Linked DNA regions of Homo sapiens: all the other regions are linked to region 2. The links are chromatin contacts, found by Hi-C or POLR2A ChIA-PET in ENCODE. All regions are on one chromosome and are shown on one strand. The core of a region is the stretch at or near the end of the contact, and the rest is flanking DNA. Distances in the headings are between cores, read along the strand shown.

Region 1 (3,674 bases), core at 762-3,261, 2.4 Mb after region 2:
ACGACACTGGAAAATACCTGGCAGGGTCCTCAGCGTGAATTTCATCATGTAAGTGAAAGTTTTTCATTAAAGTATGTTATCCCATTTTAAGCATAGTTTTCCTTAGCCTTATCCCTGTTTTCAAGGTCTGTACTATTTTACAAACAGGTATGTTTTTTTTGTTGTTAAACTAGACTTAGTGGGGAAATGCAGAAAAAGAAAATGAGGAAGATTATTTAATATGTGGATTCTTATAAAAGAAATTCTTGCAGCAAAAATGAAAGTGTCTACAGGCCATGCCATGGACATTATACAAATAAATAAGGAAGCCATTTGGATGGTTTACATGACAATTGTCTAAGTTCCTCCTTGTTCCACCAAAGTTTCTAAATCAGTTTAAAGTCTTTTTACAAAATTCTGTAACTTGAAAGATGATACATATTCTGATACATATTATTCAATAATATCAAAAATGTGATTTTTGTTGAAAATTAATTATACAGGTTTTGGAGGTTGCTTTGATACTTTTTAGTACTCTAGAATAGCATTTTTGACACATCTTTCCATACTTCAAATGATATTCATGATCTAAAGGAATTAAAACATCTTAAAATAATAAGAAAATAATTTCCCTCTTCAAGTTCAGGACCTCATAACTTTGGTCTCTTTTAAATACCATAACTAAAAATAGATGAGGCCCTCATGAATTCATTCAACAAATATTTAATGAGGGTCTTTTTCTGACAGGTAATGTTCCCTGTGTGAGGGATACCAACCACTGTTCCCTGTGTGAGGGATACCAACCACAGTGGTCTAACTCTGAGACACGCGTTAAACTTTAGAGTTTAAGCTAAAAGTGCTCTGGTGCAAATAATGGTGCTCTCCCTCAATAAATCCACTGGCTTGTTCGCCAGGATCATTCGTTGGCCTAATCATCTTAACCTAGAGAGAGCTCAGGCTTCGTAGCTAGCTCAGGTTTGCAGGCAGGTTTTCATATCATGTCCATCATCTCATCACTGAAAATTCATAAAAATTCTGTCATTAGGTTTTTCTAGATATTAATAACATTGTTGTAATAAAGCAACCCAGACCTCTCGTTTCTATGTAAACAAAAAATTGCTTTACACAAGGGGTGTGGGCGTCTTCTGGTTTTCATTTGTTTTCAGTGTGTTTATGCAGCTTAATTGTCTCATCAGGCACTTTCCCAACATAATTATGCTTTTTAACAAATGGTGTTTATGGCAACCCCTAACAGTGCAAAAGAAAGGATTAGTTTCATCCTCTCATTCCACATTTTGATTCCCTGTGGACAGCTAAATCACACAAAGATGGTGTTAGAAAAATTCACCTTCACAGCGAAGCTGAAATGAGCGGCAGTACCAGGCTCAGAAAGTGACCCAAACGCAAGCCCCCCAAAACACTCTGTGTTTGGGACAGGGAGATCCTAGTCCTCCCAGCTCATCCTTCAATTACCATTGGATGACCTCTGGTGATAGATTAAACACTCGGCCGTCCCCCGCCCCCGCGCCTCCCCACCCGCGGAGAACCTAGCCTAGCAAGTGCAAAGTGCAGCAGTTCACCTGCCCCCTGCGCACGCACCCCACCGGCACTTGGAGGCCGCAAGGACGCTCGCCAGGCTGCCGCAACGCGTGCTGGGGCCAGAACCCCGCTGCTGGGATTCCCTGCGCGGTGCCGACTAGGTTCCTGGGTGGAGTGTCCCAGGACCACGTGGGCTGAAAGGGAACCCGAAGTGACTCCCGGCCTCCCCACAGGTCTCGCGGGACGCAGCAGCGGCGAGGGCGCGGGGTTGTGGCGCCTGGGAGCGAGGGGCAGCCGGCGGCTGCGCTGCCCCGGCCGAGCTCTCGAACCAGCGGCCGCGCCTGCCGCTCTGCGGTTTGGGAGGGGAGCGGACCTGCGAGCGCCGAAGGGCGGTGGGGCAGGGCGACCGCCCAGCCCAAGTCGCCGCCGCGCGTGGCCCGCGCGCAGCCTCCGCCGCCGCGCGTGGCCCGCGCGCAGCGTCTGCCGCCGGCTCCGCCTCCCGGACGCCCGGAGCGCGCCCCACCCCAGCCGCACACCGACCGGGCTGGCTCTGCCTCTCCCTCCCTGACCCGGCACCACGTGCCTGGCGTCCTTGAACGCTTCAGATTTTTATCAGTGTTGCCTTTTCGTTTGCTCTTCCGTATCGCCAGACCCTCCACAATTCTCTAGTCAATTAATGACTTTAAAGGGGCATTGGCATCTAATGATCAGGTCTTTGCCTATTGATCATGCACCAGCAGGGGGCTCTTCTCTCGTTTCCTTGGAAGGGACACACGCACTCACACACACCCTTCTGGTAAATCCCCTCCTGGAGGATTAGTGCCCCCCGTGACTGTGAACTGGACCCACCCCGGGACAAAAGCAGTCCTTGCGCATACCCATTTAGTCAAAGTTACAACGAATATGAATCAGGCTTCCGCATTTCCTTTTTTTCTAGGCCACTCAACCTTGAAAACACATTTCGCTTCCAAAAAATCAGGACCTGCTTTTTTTTTTTTCGTGTAGCAAGGATTAAATGTCACCATTTTGATCCAATTTTGTTCCTGTAGTGAAATAATCACTAAATAACTACTTTGACGGAATAAATTAATTTTTAAATCTATTTTTTATTTTCTAATTATAATTTTTAAACACAGATTTGAGGAAATTAACATTTATGTGGACATTTGGTTTCTAGCCTAATGTGGCATAAAAATAAGTAACATAATGAGTGTTAAAAAAAATCAGGTTCATGATGCTTCTCACATCATCATCATTGTACTTAGATGTCACAACAGTATTATGTGCGATTATGTCAGATCCAGCCTTCTCCATCTCGGAGTGTTGGCAGGTAGGAGGGTTGTTGGCAAGAGGAGGGGTGTTAACCTCAGGATCCTGGATCCATTCCAAGGCTGGTAATTACATTCTGCCAGCCAAAATTCATCCCATAATTTTAATTGGATAAATCCTTTCTGGCCTAAGCTACTGCTATGCCTGTCAAACTGTTGCCACATTTCACCCCAGAGGTGTCTGTGTTTTAGTTGCAAGAATCAGTCCCTTTGAGGTTGGCTTATCTGTTTAAATCCTCAAAATGCACTGGGATCCTATGGAATTAAATATATATTTAGGTATTTTTTTCTACTAAATCTGCATAGAAGTGCATAAAGTAGATACATACCCATGTTATTACCTAAAGACCAATACCTATCTAATGTCAGCATTCACTAGATAATTTTGAGAGCTTTTTAATCAGACCAATATTCCTAACTTTCTTCATCTTCTCTTTTGAGAGCTTTTTTGGCCTCTAGCTTTAGCTTCCGTTTTCCAAAAAAAGTAATGTGGTGTCCAAATGTTCCTTCCATGGTAGGGCAAAGAACCAGAATCCCCTGTATTTCACCTTTCCAAACAATCGGATAATGATACTACTTGCCAAATGAGACAGCGTAATAACATTACATCTAATCTTATAATATTTCTCCAGAGAAAACAGTGTGACACCTGGGGGCTTCATGGTTCTAGCTGTAGAAACTGCCAGAAGGAAAGCTTTTCCCCCCACAGCTCCTAATCCTCTCTTTCTCCCGAGAGACTGTTCCTTACGGAGCTACAGGCTATGGGGGCATTAAGTAAGATAACATTTCTGAAAGCATCCCTTTCTCCACTCTACTCACTTCAAACCC
Region 2 (3,475 bases), core at 926-3,425:
AAGACCCTATCTCAAAAAAAAATAAAAAATAAAAAAAGAAATGTTTGAAAGGAATATGACAGCAAAATAAATAAATAGTTATCAGTTTATCTCAATCTTGGAGCTAAGGAGAAGAGAAAATCTTAACACAACAGACTATTCTAAGCAATATAACATTTATACTGAGTACTATAGCAGCACTGCCCCAAAAAGCATTAATTCTGCTTCAGTTTATCAAAAATGGCTTAACAAGAGAAAACAGTGATGGACCATGAAGAACTAGAGTTCCATTAGGAAGGAAGCAACAAGCTATGTCAGTATTATGTGTATTTCTACTAAACATTTATCATCCCCTGACATATCCCATAGGGATGGGCACAGACAGTGCTCAAGTATTGAATGTTCTGCTATTTTCTTATGGTATCACTTAATTCACATTGATAGAATAATCTCAAAAATAACAAGTTTGGCCAATGAATAGCAATAGACCAAAGTTTTTAGCTGGGTTTCTAAAAAATTCAGGAAAACTGATCAGAATTCTGATTTTCCTGTCTGAGGGCATCTTATACTGAAGTTACCAATAAATAAGTATCAAAGCTATACTATCAATATCCCCAAATGAATAACATCCTGAATGAACAAAAACAGCACAACTTTATATTTTCTACTTACTTTGCAAAAGGTTATATTTGAGATAGTCTAAAGACAAAATAATAAAGCCTAGGAATACTAAGAGAGCATTTAAATCCTAAATACCTAAAATGGTATACTAATATTAAAGTCATTGACAATTCATTAGCATGTTTGATAAATAGCAGAAAGCTGGACTTCAGGTCCTCTGGGTGACCCAACTATTCAAAGCCATTCACATTCTGGTCCTAATCCAACCTTTCCAGATTCATTTATTTCTTCTCTACTTGCACCCTCTGTTCCTGCTACAGTGGACTACTACTCAAACACACCTTTCACGATTCAATACCTTGTTACAAGATGTTCTCAGGCTCAGATGTCCTTCCCGATTTAAAACTGACTGATCCTTTTAAAACACGGTCATGTAACCTCCTCAGTGAAACAACCCTAAACATAATCATTCCGTTACCCAGGTTCCCAGAACATGCTGCTTTTTCTTCTACTTAAGCATGCATCTGGCCTCATGAGAGAATGAGAACATACACATCTGTTTCTCCTATCAGACTGTAAAATTTTGGATGGCCTCAGTCTCTTACCTCTCACAGACTAATACCGAGCCAAATACCCAGAAAGAACATATGAAACAAAAGTGACTTAGAAGTCTCGTTCTCAGTGAAAATCTCGGATTCCAAGTCAGAAATCAAAGAATGCAGTTCCAACTTCTCATGCCTCGTCTTTTCTGAAAAGTGATCCCATTTTCTGTCATCTCTGGATACTTCCTAATGAACTCCAGTCTATTCCCAACGTTTTCCTAATTTGCACACTCTGTATTCCATAAAACGATCAACTAGCTTGAAAGCTTCGGCCATTAATGAAAGTAATTTATGTTTTCCTCTTCCATCTGCTCCTCCAATAACCAGTCTCCAAAGAAAAAGATCAATATTATACTAAAAGTGACTAAGGGAGGGAAAACAACTACCAGATTTTATCCCCAAATCGTTTCGTGCAAGAAAAATAAACAAGTAACTGACGCTTGAAGACACACAAGGGTAGGAGTAACGGAATCTCGGTTTAACCAAATTCGATTCAGTCTGCCGGAAAAGCGGCTGCCGTATTTCAGTGCTTTTCTGACCCTCTTCTGCACAAACTATGGGGACGACAGTGTCGAGAGGCGAGTGAGACCTTCTCCCCACGCCCGCTTCCCCGATCCCTTGCCCACGAATCCTACTGAGGAAGCCGCTTAAACGAGGCCCTCTGGTCAGAGAAGAGAAGCTACTCTGAAGTAGCAGGTCCCAAACACTGAACAAAGCGCCTGTCGGGGGTGTAAGAGGAGGACGCCATTACGCGGGGCAGTGGCCTGCGCCGCTGGCGCGGAGGAGACGACCCTTGGCCCCGAAACGCGGGCTCAGCTCCTACGAAAGAAACCATAGAAAAAGGCAGAATCCTAGGAAAAAAGGCTTTTATTAGGCTAGCAACGAAGAAAACACGTAAGCAGGGAAAGACCGCTTACCTTCGTGAGTCTTGGCGATCTTCGCCATTTTGTCCACTCGAACACACAGACGGAACTGGCGCTCCCAAGAACTTCCGCTCGTCGCCGCCGCCACGGAGAAAAATAGCTGGGGGCTGCACTCTGCGCGTGCGCCAAACGGGAGCGCGCTCCGTCGGGTGACACGTGACAGAACTGCCACCTAGAGGGAACCGCGAGGTGCATTGTGGGTGGGGGAGGAGACACGGTTGGGCCCTGAAGTCGCCTGCGTGGTGACCCAGGAAATCCCCGAGCCGAGCCGTAAGGTCCTTAAGTGAGTAACTTTGCCCTGGAGGAAAGTGGATTCTACGAAGGGAGTTAAGAACAGACACTGAGTCCCAGCAACTCTGGAGGCTGAGGCGGGAGCATCGCTTGAGCCCAGGAGTTCGAGGCAGCCGTGAGCCGTAATCGTGTCGCGCCACTGTACTCAAGCCTCCAGACCGGGCGACAGAGCAAGACCCCGAGACCCCTCCCATTAAAAAAAAATGAACACTGTACGAAACGCTGCGGTTTCAGAGCTGGAAGAGACCTCAGACATTCAATCCCTTTTCCCAAAATTCACTGGAAGAGCTCGAGGAAAACTTTCCCTTGCAGCTGTCTCAGTCTTTACAGTGCTTAGTTACGAAGACAGTCTTAACAGTCCCATCTTTCGCCCTGTAATTCAAGGTCATTTTTCATTCTTTCTGTTTAATAATTGCAAATAATTTGGGTAGGAATTTCGTTGAGCCTCACAAATCGTTGCTGAGTTGCACAGTGACAATCTTGCCACCCTTTTAAAGCCTTTTACTTTATGGGTTCCTAGAAAACCACTCATCGTCATTATTAACATTCATTAGATGTTTCTCTTAAATCCTAGACGGTATTCCTAAATCAGGAATTTTAATAGATCAGAATACGGCAGTCTGTTTTCCTGGGCATCAATTATAATATAACCTTGTACTGTCACACTGGTCTTTGACTTCGACGATGAAAAAGAAAGAAAGGCTCAGAAAGATGGGTCCCGGAAGCAGCCGAGGAAAACAGGTAGTTATCAAGGTTAGAGCCATCACAAAGAGAGGAGTACCTCGCTATGTGATAAACCTGCAACCCAAATACTAACCATACCATGGGTCAGTATGGTCGTTTGAAGGGAGGGAAATGGTATGGGTGTATTCCTCTTGCAGGAAGACCCCATATCTACTTTGGGTAAAGTGAGGAGCCATTTTCCTGAGGCTAGCGGTAGGTGGGAGATATATGGACAATGGCACTGGACTGAGAGCTTAGATAACCTGTCCCTGGTGACTCCTGACCTGCAGCCTTGCTCCCTCTTTCCCTCTCACCAGACTCCCTCCCTTCTTCAGA
Region 3 (3,545 bases), core at 211-2,710, 2.0 Mb after region 2:
AAGACGTTCCACCCACATGGGAAGGGAGTTGGGGGTGTGCGCAAGTCCATAACCGAATTAACCACCCGGTAAATGCGCTGTGAATGGCCAGGCAGGAGCCAAAGGCCGGGCGAAAGAACCCCTTGAATACCCGCTTTTTACCTATACGGAGCAAGTCCTGAGATAAGCACACACCTGCATAAAATCAACCCTAATTCCACATTAATAAGCATCCGAAAACACTTGGAGGTATTTATCAGAATAACCTCCATCACAAAGGCGGGCGCTACAATCGTTATTATTTTGGAGCGTTCTTATCTTCATCTGATCCCCAGTGCTTTTTTAAAGCTCTTCAATATAAAACACAAAAGCAAAAAGCATTTGAATTCTTAGTGCAAGAGCAGCCTTCATCCGCCCCAATTTTAACATCGCTCCAGAAAGTTTTCCTCTGGGTCACTAGGTTGGCAGTGCGCTCCCCACGGAAGCCGCAGGTCTCGACACCCCTGGATTGGGGGGGTGGGGGGGGGCGGGGAAGGAGGGGAAACACCTGATGAAACGGCGCTCGCGTTGTCACTGACACCCGCAAGAAGCAAGACCCCGGCACCGTACTGCGTGCGCGCTGGGAATCCTCGTGGGCGCTCTGGCCGCGCGAGCAGTGTCGGCGCCACGGGTCAAGGAGACAAGGTGGGGGTGGCAGGGGGAGGTGAAAGGAAGGATGCGAGATGAAGACACGGAGCAGGAGGGCTGAGGGCGAGGCTTCCGCCTGCATTCCCCGACTTCGCGGTCCGAGAGGCCGAGAGCGGCGGGGAGGGGACTTCGTTGGCCCTGGGCTTCCCCGAACTCCCGAGCGCGGCGCGGGAGCCCTCGCCCTGCGTACTTACTGCTCACGGTCTGTCTGAAACTTGGCTGACTGGGGCTCTGTCCATGGAGCAAAAGTAGAGAATCCAGGGTGGAAAGTTTCTGGTGCTTGGCTTTGCAGTGTTCTCCTAGTCTTCCTCTTTACTCCTTCCCCTTCCCTCTTCCCCAGGTCCTAATGTTTAAGGTCCTGGGTCAGGGTGTCTTCTTCTGGTGCGGAGATGGTTGTTATGATGATGATGGGGGGAGGGAGGAGGGGGAGGAGGAGGAGAGGGAAAGGACTCCTCCAAAGGGACACCCGAGCGAGCGGGGGAGGGGACGGCGGAGGAGGGGGGAAGAGAAGGAGGCTGAAAGAGCCTTTTCACACCTTCGGGAAGGAGACCCGTTCTGGAGAGAAAGGGCTGAGAACCCGGAGGCGGCGGCGGCGGCGGCGAGCCGGGGCTGCTGGTTCGCAGGGCGGCTAGCTCGCGAGGAGGCGCGGCCAGAGCGGTGGGACCGGTAACACCAAGAGCCGAGAAGACGCAGGGACCCGGGACCGCGCGCGGGAGGAAACGCGGCGGCCGCCCAAGCTGTCACCTCCAGCCTCTCCCCTCTCGGCCGCCTCTGCCAGCAGCCAGAGCCGGACTCACTGACAAGCCGCAGAGAGAGACACACTGAGAGGGAGATGATTATTAGTTGCGTTGAGTCATCAGGCAAAGTGAGTCCTTTTGGGTTGTCCTCGGTTTCCGATTTCTCCCCCTCCCCCTTTCGGTCCCCAGATCTAGCGCCTTCAAAATAATAATTTGGGGTGGGGGTAGGGGAAGTCTCTGGATTATTTCGGGATGGGGGTGGGGGGGATGGATCTAAACCCAAGCCAGACTGGTCCACCGCAAGAAAAGAGGGGAGTGGGGGGCGGGGAGGAGGGCTGGGGAGGTTGCGGGGGGAGGGGGGCCCCGCCTGGCAGGAAATTAAACATCAATCAATCAATCGCTGTGAGCACGGCGACCCAACGGCGGCGGGGCTGCGAAGGAGGCAGAGGGACAGGCGAGGGGCGGGTGGGAGGCAGGGAGGAGGGAAGAGGAAGGGGAGAGTCGGCGGTCGGAGCGGGGTGACGAGGACCTCATGCACGAGGCGGCGAAGGACCGATGGCAGAGAACCGAGTGCGGCGCGAGGCGGTGGCCGCGGCCAGCGGGTGGGTGCGTCTGGGCGCAGGCGGGCACCGGGGCCCAGGGTCTGGTCCTCCTCCTTGTGGCGGGTCCAGGGCGCGGCCGCCTCGCCCAGCCCCTAGGCGCACTCGTCCCGGCGCGGAGGCGGCGGCGACAAGGCAGTCGCTGGGTGCCGCGTCTGCCGGCGGAGACGCAGACCGACGCGCAAGAGGCGACCGCGGCTGCCTCGGCTCCCAGCTCTGTTAACTGCGCGGAGTACTTTCGACTTTGGAGATAGGAGGGCGATCGCCTCCCCCACCCACCGCCTCCGCCCACCACCCACCGCCTCCGCCCCTCCGAGCAACTTTTCCCGGTGCCTGCGAGCTCCCCCTCCGCGCCGAGCCGAACGTCCCGGCCCGCCGCGCTTCGTGCCGCCGCGCGCGCAGGGAAGGCCGCTTCTCCTTCAAAGCTGGCACGGCCGCGAGTCCGGAACAATAGTCGGGGTGTCCCGAATGCCAGGAGCACGGCCACTGCCCGCCGGGCTGTGGGTGGCACAGGAATGGGGGTTGCGTGGTGGATGCAGAGCGGGGTGCATCCCTGGATGGCATCGCTGGAGCGCTCGCCGCTCCGGCGACATCGCGAGCGGTGCAAACCGGGCCGCCTGGAGCCCGTGACGCGGTGGCGGCGAGGGCGGTGGGGCTGCCTGTCCTCGGGCTACAGGACTGGGGCTCCTGGGGACCCCAAGCTGCTCGAGCCCAGGGCTGCTGGCGCCAACAGAGCTGTGCCCTGAGGACCCGGCCTCCCCGCCCGGGGGGAGGCCGCACAGGAGCGTCCCCAGCAGGTCCCGCGAAGGCGTAACAGAGCCACAAACTTTTGCCGACTCCCGCGGCCGCGGCCGCCGGCAGCCCGACTCCGGCCGCGGTGCTCATTTAAGGTGGCGCGGGCACTAGCCGAGCAGGCTGGCCTCTGGCCGCGCTTTTGTCCCTGCGATTCCGCTTGGGCGCGCTGCCTCCTTAAGGAAAAGCACGTGGGCAGGGGCCGCAGCCCCCGCGAGATACCCGGGGCGTCGGCGGACATTAGCCGCTAGGACCTTAGGCGAGAAAATGTGGACGCATCCCCGCCGGCCCTGAGGCCAGAGAATCCCCCCTCAACTGGTTGCACCTCATGTCCCTCCCGCACACGTTGACTCTCCCTCCTAATCCCCAGGACCCCGAGGGCTCTCCCACATCTCCCGCAGCAAGAGCCACCGATCCCCCTTAAGAAGCGTTGACTGTACGGCGGCGCCAGAGGGCCAAACTAAGTTCGGTTTCGGGAAACGCTCTCGGGAGCAGTTCTGTAAATCCCTGCTGGGAGCAGAGACTGCGAAAAGCTGAGTCCGCCGATCGTGCCCGGGACAAGGCTGCCTTCCACTCGCCCTCGCCGCATCTACCTGGTAGGCGGCATGCGCACGGGCTTAGAGGCTTGAGAGCCTCTGGAAGAGAAAGGGTCCCAGGAAGGAAACCTGCCCCCGGCCTAAGTGTCGGCGCCCAGATCACCACGAACCCCGCACCTAGGCGCCGCCCACCAAGTTCCAAAGAAGTCCGAGGC

What was found. A loop is a pair of places that touch in the nucleus more often than their neighbours do. ChIA-PET counts read pairs that join two places held with the same protein, here RNA polymerase II (POLR2A). Pooled maps may share reads with other maps.
Region 1: a loop to region 2 is called in a map of naive thymus-derived CD4-positive, alpha-beta T cell, with 28 times the contacts of the local background. The contact joins the promoter of FTCDNL1 here to the promoter of SF3B1 in region 2. A Hi-C loop is called at or near these places in 1 of 168 maps with a recorded cell type or tissue (naive thymus-derived CD4-positive, alpha-beta T cell) and 5 of 50 pooled maps. POLR2A ChIA-PET finds 5 or more read pairs at or near these places in 1 of 52 experiments (T-cell).
Region 3: a map of gastrocnemius medialis shows a loop between it and region 2 (7-fold over the local background). The contact joins the promoter of SATB2 here to the promoter of SF3B1 in region 2. A Hi-C loop is called at or near these places in 1 of 168 maps with a recorded cell type or tissue (gastrocnemius medialis) and 9 of 50 pooled maps. POLR2A ChIA-PET finds 5 or more read pairs at or near these places in 1 of 52 experiments (CD8-positive, alpha-beta memory T cell).

What each region holds. Positions count from the first base shown.
Region 1 is chr2:199,849,181-199,852,854 of GRCh38, forward strand. It overlaps FTCDNL1 (formiminotransferase cyclodeaminase N-terminal like), which reads right to left and starts at 2,012. Exons shown (of 5, transcript NM_001363886.2): 1 at 1,560-2,012. RefSeq lists a silencer at 1,793-2,072 and an enhancer at 1,904-2,478.
Region 2 is chr2:197,432,853-197,436,327 of GRCh38, forward strand. SF3B1 (splicing factor 3b subunit 1) reads right to left here and starts at 2,176. Exons shown (of 25, transcript NM_012433.4): 1 at 2,120-2,176. The coding sequence starts at 2,147. RefSeq lists enhancers at 1,513-2,059, 1,804-3,003, 2,245-2,554, 2,575-2,624.
Region 3 is chr2:199,456,479-199,460,023 of GRCh38, forward strand. SATB2 (SATB homeobox 2) reads right to left here and starts at 1,461. Exons shown (of 11, transcript NM_001172509.2): 1 at 861-1,461. RefSeq lists a silencer at 2,652-2,781 and an enhancer at 3,048-3,342.